Linked DNA regions of Homo sapiens: all the other regions are linked to region 1. Evidence: chromatin contacts called from ENCODE Hi-C or POLR2A ChIA-PET data. All regions are on one chromosome and are shown on one strand. Each heading gives the region's core, a stretch centred on a gene start or an enhancer-like site at or near the end of the contact. The rest is flanking DNA. Distances are from core to core; before and after follow the strand shown.

Evidence for each region. A loop is a pair of places that touch in the nucleus more often than their neighbours do. ChIA-PET counts read pairs that join two places held with the same protein, here RNA polymerase II (POLR2A). Pooled maps may share reads with other maps.
Region 2: a loop to region 1 is called in a pooled map, with 2.0 times the contacts of the local background. The contact joins two enhancer-like sites. A Hi-C loop is called at or near these places in 2 of 50 pooled maps. POLR2A ChIA-PET finds 5 or more read pairs at or near these places in 2 of 52 experiments (H1 and OCI-LY7).
Region 3: a map of PC-3 shows a loop between it and region 1 (8-fold over the local background). The contact joins the promoter of OSBPL10 here to the enhancer-like site in region 1. A Hi-C loop is called at or near these places in 3 of 168 maps with a recorded cell type or tissue (B cell, PC-3 and endothelial cell of umbilical vein) and 11 of 50 pooled maps. POLR2A ChIA-PET finds 5 or more read pairs at or near these places in 3 of 52 experiments (BJ, OCI-LY7 and activated CD4-positive, alpha-beta T cell).

The regions. Positions count from the first base shown.
Region 1 is chr3:32,144,434-32,146,975 of GRCh38, reverse strand. It overlaps GPD1L (glycerol-3-phosphate dehydrogenase 1 like), which reads right to left. Exons shown (of 8, transcript NM_015141.4): 5 at 242-354. Among named protein-coding and RNA genes, the nearest start is that of GPD1L, 39 kb to the right of the region's middle. Within about 2 kb of position 1,280, at least 3 of the 41 ENCODE cell types and tissues checked have a DNase peak (open chromatin) inside an H3K27ac peak, as active enhancers do; they include OCI-LY7, where a contact is called at or near this core.
Region 2 is chr3:31,945,326-31,947,867 of GRCh38, reverse strand. The region is part of intron 1 of OSBPL10 (oxysterol binding protein like 10); the gene reads left to right. Among named protein-coding and RNA genes, the nearest start is that of OSBPL10, 35 kb to the left of the region's middle. RefSeq lists enhancers at 338-939, 940-1,542. Within about 2 kb of position 1,272, at least 5 of the 41 ENCODE cell types and tissues checked have a DNase peak (open chromatin) inside an H3K27ac peak, as active enhancers do; they include OCI-LY7, where a contact is called at or near this core.
Region 3 is chr3:31,979,990-31,982,531 of GRCh38, reverse strand. OSBPL10 (oxysterol binding protein like 10) reads left to right here and starts at 1,270. Exons shown (of 12, transcript NM_017784.5): 1 at 1,270-1,633. The coding sequence starts at 1,353. ZNF860 (zinc finger protein 860) reads right to left here and starts at 782. Exons shown (of 2, transcript NM_001137674.3): 1 at 630-782. RefSeq lists a silencer at 1,511-1,580.

The DNA of each region.
Region 1 (2,542 bases), core at 31-2,530:
CCCAAAGACCAAAACATCACAATTCCCCCATATTTACAAGTTAAAGCAAGCCACGAGTAAGAGAGGAACTGAACCACCCGGGAAAGGCTGCAGCAAAACAGGAAGTTATAAACAAGACTCTCAATTCACTATTCTTCGCTGATGTGGGTGCACAGAACACAGAGCCCATTCTTGAGGATTAGACTCAATGATGCTAACATTTGCCTTGCTTGATGAACTCCTCCCCTGAGGCTGACTTTACCTTAAGCGCACCACAGAGTTCAACAGTGTCTGCATCATCAACCACGGTAATTCGAAAATTTGGAGTCTGCAGAAGTTCTTTGAAGAGAAGGCCGTTCTCCATTACTTTGCTGCCTGTTGAAAGGTTAGACAACAAGGATATTAATAACAGCCTCTAATCTTAATTTTCACACCTAATACACTTTAAAATAAGTTTCTACTTACTATAAAAGTAACATGTTCATGATAGGATATTTAGAAAACACATAGGAGCAGAAATAAAGTAAAAATATCCCGTTTCCAATCGAGGTGATCATTTACAATTTGACATACATTTTTAACTGACCGAATGTGAATCTAAAGTTTTTTTTGGCCAGACACGATGACTCACACCTGTAATCCCAGCACTTTGGGAGGCTGAGGCGGGCAGATCACGAGGTCAAGAGATTGAAGCCATCCTGGCTAACATGGTGAAACCCCATCTCTACTAAAAATACAAAAAATTAGCTGGGCGTGGTGGCACGTACCTGTGGTCCCAGCTACTCAGGAGGTTGAGGCAGGAGCATCGCTTGAACCCAGGAGGTGGAGGCTGTAGTGAGCTGAGATCTCACCACTGCACTCCATCCTGGGCAACAGAGCGAGACTCTGTCTCAAAAAAAAAAAAAAAAAAAAAGAAAAAAGCATGATTGTCAACAAGTAAAACTACACCAAGAAGTGACACAATGTCAAAATAATCCAGGCCATCTGAGGGTTGAGAGAGGGTGGGGAGTGGATGAAATGAGACTGGCCAGGAGTTAATCATTTCTAAAGATGGGTGACGGGCATGTGAGGTTCGTGATACTACTCTACTTTTCTGAAAAGTTTCATAATAAAACACAATATCTACACCCAATACTTAGAAACACAGTCTACTCTGTAGCATTACTGTTCTTTCATTTAGCTGAGTTCCCCTTTTCCAAATGTTAGAACTATGTCAGTTTGTGCAAACTGTTCTCTTCCTTTTTAAACAGTCCACCAGGCTGTCTAGGTGACTCTGTGCAACACTGTTGCATCATCTGGGTTGGGTAAACCAGCCCCTGGCCCCTACATCATATTACAGCCTCATCGTGTCTCCTCCCACTGCTCAGTGCCTCCAACATGAAGCATGCTCCTGAACATTGCAGACCAGCCCCTCCCTCAAGTCACTTTAATCCAGCCATCTGCAGCTGGAAACTTGGGTTGCTGGTGAACAAACTGAGGAATGGGCAGGGGAAGGCACACTCTTGGCTTGCCATAGATACAAGGTAGGGTCTATGGGTTCCTTTGTGGCTGCAAATAACGCAATGCCCATCCAAGAGGTGGGCTTGATTTATAGCAATCTCATATTTTCTCAAAGGTACCTTTTAAAATTTATTACCTTAAATCATGGATAATAGGTAGTAACTTTATTTATTTATTTATGAGACAGAGTTGCTGTGTTGCCCAGGCTAGAGTGCAGTGGCACTATCTCAGCTCACTGCAACCTCCACCTCCCAAGCTCAAGCGATTCTCCCGCCTCAGCCTCCTGAGTAGCTGCAACTATAGGCATGCGCCACCATACTCGGCTAAGTTTTGTATTTTTAGTAAAGATGGGGTTTCGCCATGTTGGCCAGGCTGGTCTCGAACTCCTGACCTCCAGCAATCCACCTGCCTTGGCCTTCCCAAGTGCTGGGATTAAAGGCATGAGCCACCGCACCCGGCCCGCGAATTTTATTATTAATATAATACCAGTCATAAGCCAGCGCGGTGGCTCATGCCTGTAATCCCAGCACTTTGGGAGGCTCAGGTAAGTGGATTACTTGAGGTCAGGAGTTCGAGACCAGCCTGGTCAGCATGGCGAAATCCCATCTCTACAAAAAATTCAAAAATTAGCCTGGCGTGGTGGTGTGTGTGTGTGTGTGTGTGTGTGTGTGTGTTCCCAGCTACTCAGGAGGCTGAGGCATTAGAATCATTTGAGCCCAGGGGGCGGAGGTTGCTGTGAGCCGAGATCACGCCACTGCACTCCAGCCTGGGCAACAGCGTGAGACTCCATCTCAAAAACAACAACAACAACAACAACAAACCCCAGTAATAAACAGTGACATGGCAAGCAGGGACTCAGGGCATCTGTACAGAACAGCTAATGCCGGACAGCCATGTGGGAAGGTTGCCCAAAACTCAATGTAAACCAAAGACAGGAAAATCCCCTTTCTCTGTCACACCAAGTTTTAGAGGCAATTAACCTATGTAATAAAACTCCTTCAAAACCCTTATTTTAGTTTGTGATTCCATATGTGTTTGTGTGCTTACAAGTTCCATAAGGAGC
Region 2 (2,542 bases), core at 23-2,522, 200 kb after region 1:
GTTTCCCTCACCTTCTTCCAGTTTCTCCGGATCCTGAGAGCACTTCCTCAAGCACTCATTTGCATAGGAGTCGCCACATCAGGCTCTGCCTCCAGGGAATATGACCTAACACAGATTCTTTATCTATTTTTCTCCTCCAGCCTGTCATACTGTGCTCAGCGTGTGGAGTGTTTCCACAGGAGTCTTCCGTGATCTGTTAGGTTCTTTTGAGGGCTTGTTTCATGTGTTGGTCATCTTTAGACTTCCACCAAACCTCCCAACCCCATGCCCTGCCTGAGTACCTTCTCAGTGCTGTCGCAGGAATTGTGGAGTAGGGGAAGGTGGCATATGCAGAGGCCAAGAGGAGCTGGTAGGGGACTTCTGATGTTGGTGTAAGATCTGCCATTGGTAATTTGGACACTCGCTATAGGCAGGCAGAGGACAAAGCATGCTTCCGCCTTTGTGAGGAGGATAGCATTCCAATTTTTCAGCCTTAGTGATGCTGTGGGAACTGCTGTTCAGCTGAGTTGGGTGGAGGAATTGGCACCTCCAGCTTTGGTGATGTGCTGTGTGCTTAGGGACAGCCTGGGCCGAGGGTTGACCTTGTTCGTGCCTAGATCCAGAGCTGCTACACTTCTGCAGATGGGATCCTGGTCTCTATGTCTCCCCTACTCACCCTTACCTTCCAGTAACTGCTCCCCATCCTTTATTTTTTGTGTTGGCCCAGTGTTTCTGATGTCCACTGAGTTGTCAGAGCCTGAAATTTAGTGAATCATTCTGATTACTGCTGTGTCTCGTTCTCTAGTATCTAACCAGCCACTGAGGCATAGCTGCCTTTCTGGTCTGCTCCCTCCTGCCTTTGTCTCTTCTGATAACTGCTCGTCTCATTTGTCAGTATCTAACAGCCACTGAGCCGTAGCTGCCTCTCTGGTCTGCTCCTCCTGCCCTTGTCTTTGTTTCGATGCTCCTTGCATCTGGTCTGGACTCCCACGATCATCTTCTTAAGGCCTCCCTGAGCCCAAGCTCCTCTTCTTCTAGGCACCTCAACACCATCTCCATGGTAACTTTTCTAAAGCATGCAACACTAAAAACTCTTGGGTGACTTCCTGTGACCTCCAAAGGAAGTCTCAGCTCTGCTAGAATGGGACCAAAGCCCAGCTCCACCTTGAACTTGTGTCATAGCCTTGCTTCTTGTTCCCTCTCCTTAGCCGGGCAGATGCCTTGTCCTTTGATAAAGGCTTCCTGTCACCTCCTGAGGGCTCTTGTGCTTTTCGCAGGTGGATGCCATTACCTTTACCGCTGTGCCTCCCGCAATTGCTCTGTTCACACGCTGTCCGCCATCTGCCTGCAAGGGCCCAGGCAGGGTCTTACTCATCATTATGTCATTGCTTCAATAGAAGCCTAATATTTTGTACATAGTAGTCAGGAAGGAAACGACTTAAAAAATTCTTAATTTTTCTTAATACAAGGGTTTTTTTTTTTTTTGATAAAAAACAACTTAATAAAATTCTTAATTTTTCTTAAATTCTTAATTGATTTCTAATTTTTTTGTTATTATTGAAAAAGTAAAAAACTTGAGTTCCCCCTTTTCATTAAAAAACTTAGTAGTGGCTGGGTGCAGTGGCTCACGCCTATAATTTTAGCACTTGGGGAGGCTGAGGGGGGTGGATCACCTGAGATCAGGGGTTCGAGACCAGCTGGCCAACGTGGTGAAACCCTGTCTCTACTAAAAATACAAAAATTAGCCGGGCATGGTGGCACGTGCCTGTAATCCCAGCTACTCAGGAGGCTGAGGCAGGAGAATCACTTGAACCTGGGAGGCGGAGGTTGCAGTAAGCCGAGATCATGCCATTGCACTCCAGCCTGGGCAACAAGAGTGAAACCCATCTCAGAAAAAAAAAAGCATAAACCAAAACTTAGTAGTGTCTGTTGATTCAGGCAATCCCTAATGGCAAGAGGTTCTCTGAATTGAGTAATGCCTTAAGTAGTTTGGATTTTTTTAGTCATAATAGGATCTGCAGATGTTTGGCCAGTAACCCTATTTGTATGCATGATACGTTATTCGTACCAGACCAGGGGTCACAGGCTCAAATATTCTCCAGGTCTCAGGCTGTGTCACAGAAACAAGGGTGTCAGAAAAGCAGTATAAACCCCTCTGGTCAAGGGCTGCTGACCTCTGCTTTGGCATCCTGAGCGTCTGGAGAAGGTGGGAGCATGGAGACCTGAGAGTGCATCACATCTGACAGGGCAGCTGCTTCTCAGCTATGGCCTATGGTTGCCGTGTAGTGAATGGACCCCATGTTGAGATCCTTGGATATTGCAAGAGAAACTAGAGATGTAGATTTGTGTGAGAAGCTGTCTTAATTTTTAAAGATTGTCAACTGATTCAAAACAATTTTTAAAGCCAAAAATAAAAACAATGAACAAACCAAAGCCTGATTCTGGTCAAAGCAAGTGGGCTTGAGGGCTGGATCGTATGTCACTGACTGACTTTTGTTTTGAGGCTTCCGGTCCAGATAGTGTCCCTAGAGCATATTTGTGGTGACTTTGGGAGCCCCATGTC
Region 3 (2,542 bases), core at 21-2,520, 160 kb after region 1:
ATGTGAAGCTAGAAAGGGGTTGGGCTCGGGGAACTGTCCCTTTGAGAGCTGACTTTTCCATTTAGTAATTTTTTTTAACTCTTGAAGTATTTATCTGCTTGATGGGTTTGTAGATCCTTTGGACGGAGATCACCTATCATCTATCACCTTTTGTTTTGTCTGTGTGTGTGTGAGAGAGAGAGTCTGAGTTCCTCAAAGCTTTTTTCTAGGTAATTTTTGATACTTCAGATTACAATGGATATCTATATTCACAAAAAATATTAGTGGGATAGAAAGAGTATCTTTAGGTAGGAAGAGGGGCGCAGAAGTTACAGCCAACACAGAGAATCCTTCAATGTTTGTAAATATCTGTTAATTTCCCTTGCCTCTGGAGCAGTTTTCCCGGTTTCAGAGCCTCTGCTCCTAGGTGCACGTGCAGTGTGGTAGCAATGGATAGGTTTTGACTTGCCAGGTTTATGCGTGCCATTCAGGGCAGGGGATTAGGGTTAGGCCAGTGAGTGACCTAGGACACTCAATTTAAGGAAGCACTCGCACAAACCTGAGAGTTCGCGCGCCTCACCCCAGCCCAGCCGTGTGTCTGTTAAGCATTTATCATAATCCTGCTGCATGAAAATGCCCGGCGAGCTTACCTGTGAGGATCACCTGCCACTCCCCTCCTCCGCCAGACAACGCGGAGGGCCTCCCTGAGCTGTGACTTTGCTCCGCCGGTGATAATTTCCAGGTTACTGTGTAGGAGCGTCTGGCGCAGCATCGTGTGCGGAAGACCGAGAGAGGGAGTGTGCGTGTGAGCCTGTCAGGCCGGGCGGGTCCATATCCGGGTGGACCGGGTGGGTGGGGCTGCCCCTCCCTCCAGGTCCCGAGGTGGATAAGGGGTGGGGAGTGACGTGCAGAGATTCCCTTTCGCCCCTTCGGATCCAAGAGAGGGTGGCAGAAGGAATGCGTGGGTGACTTGGCGTGGATTTAGGGCGTGCCCACCCTGCAGATCGGCCTCCTAGAGTGTCCCGAGGGCCTGAGAGGCCGCAGGGACACGAAGGAAGAGAAGGAGGAACCCGAAGAGGGCTCGCCTAGCCGGCCACCCGCTCCGAACTTGCCCGGGAAACTAGTGCGGAGGGAGGGGCCGGGCCCTGGCCGCGGCGGGAGGAGGGGCGGCCGCAGCTGCATCCAGCCCCGTTGGCTTCCTTCCCAGCTCTCCTTCGCCTCCTCCTCCTCTTCCTCCTGTATGAGTCAGGCATTTCCCGGGGATTTGGAGCAGGCACGCGCGGCCCGGGCGTCCGGAGCTGTAGCAGCAGCAGCAGCCGCCGTGCCGGGGCCGCCACCGCGGCGGGCACCCGCGTCCCGGGCGCCCACGGACCATGGAGAGGGCAGTCCAGGGCACAGACGGCGGCGGGGGTAGCAACAGCAGCAGCCGCAGCAGCAGCCGTGCTACCTCGGCGGGCTCCTCGCCCTCCTGCTCTCTGGCGGGCCGGGGGGTCTCCAGCCGGTCGGCGGCGGCCGGGCTCGGCGGCGGGGGAAGCCGCAGCAGCCCGGGCTCTGTGGCCGCTAGCCCGTCCGGGGGAGGCGGCCGCAGGAGGGAGCCGGCGCTCGAGGGCGTGCTCAGCAAATACACCAACCTCCTCCAGGGCTGGCAGAACAGGTAACGCGCCAGCCGCCCGCGCCACCGCGCGCCGCTGTGTGTGTGTGTGTGTGTGTGCGTGCGTGTGTGTATGTGTGTCTGTGTATGTGTGTGCGCGCGCGATTGTGCCTTCAGCGAACCCAGTGATGCCTCCCAACGGTGCCCTTCCTGCGTCCCTGCTCCCCTCCAGGTGGGGTTCTCAGGATGGGGCGCGCCGTGGCTCCACCCCGGGACCGCACCGCAGTGGCGGGGAGGGAGGCGAGAGCCCTGGTTTTCTTCTATGCTGGCACCTGCAGAGACTGGAGTGGTGGCAGGAGGATCGTGCTGGTCCCCGTGCTCTGCTTGTCCGCGGTTTCCCGCACGCCTGAAGAATGACTGGGAAAGGGAGGCAGAAGGGGCGTGCTTTGTGCCGGGGTGAAAAAGCGTTAGCACGTCCGCTCCGATTACAGTAATTCTCTAAGTAACAGTTCATTTTAAAGTTTGGTGTTTCAGAACACCACCACCATCAACAAAAAACCTGCCACTTGTCATCCTGGGCGACTGTGCATACTCCTGCCCCAGTTTGTGCCTTGCAGCCTCCGATGTTTGTAATGGAAGTTTTGTTTAAAAACAGAAAGAGGCCGGGCGCGGTGGCTCACCTCTGTAATCCCAGTACTTTGGGAGGCCGAGGCGGGCAGATCACGAAGTCAGGAGTTCGAGACCAGCCTCGCCAACATGGTGAAAACCCGTCTCTACTAAAAACAAAAAAAATTAGCCGGGCGTGGCGGCGCGCCTGTAATTCCAGCTACTCCGGAGGCTGAGGCAGGAGAATCGCTTGAACCCCGGAGGCAGAGGTTGCAGTGAGCCGAGATCGCGCCATTGCAATCTAGCCGGGGCGACAGTGCGAGACTCCGACTCAAAAAAAATAAATAAATAAAATAAAATAAAATA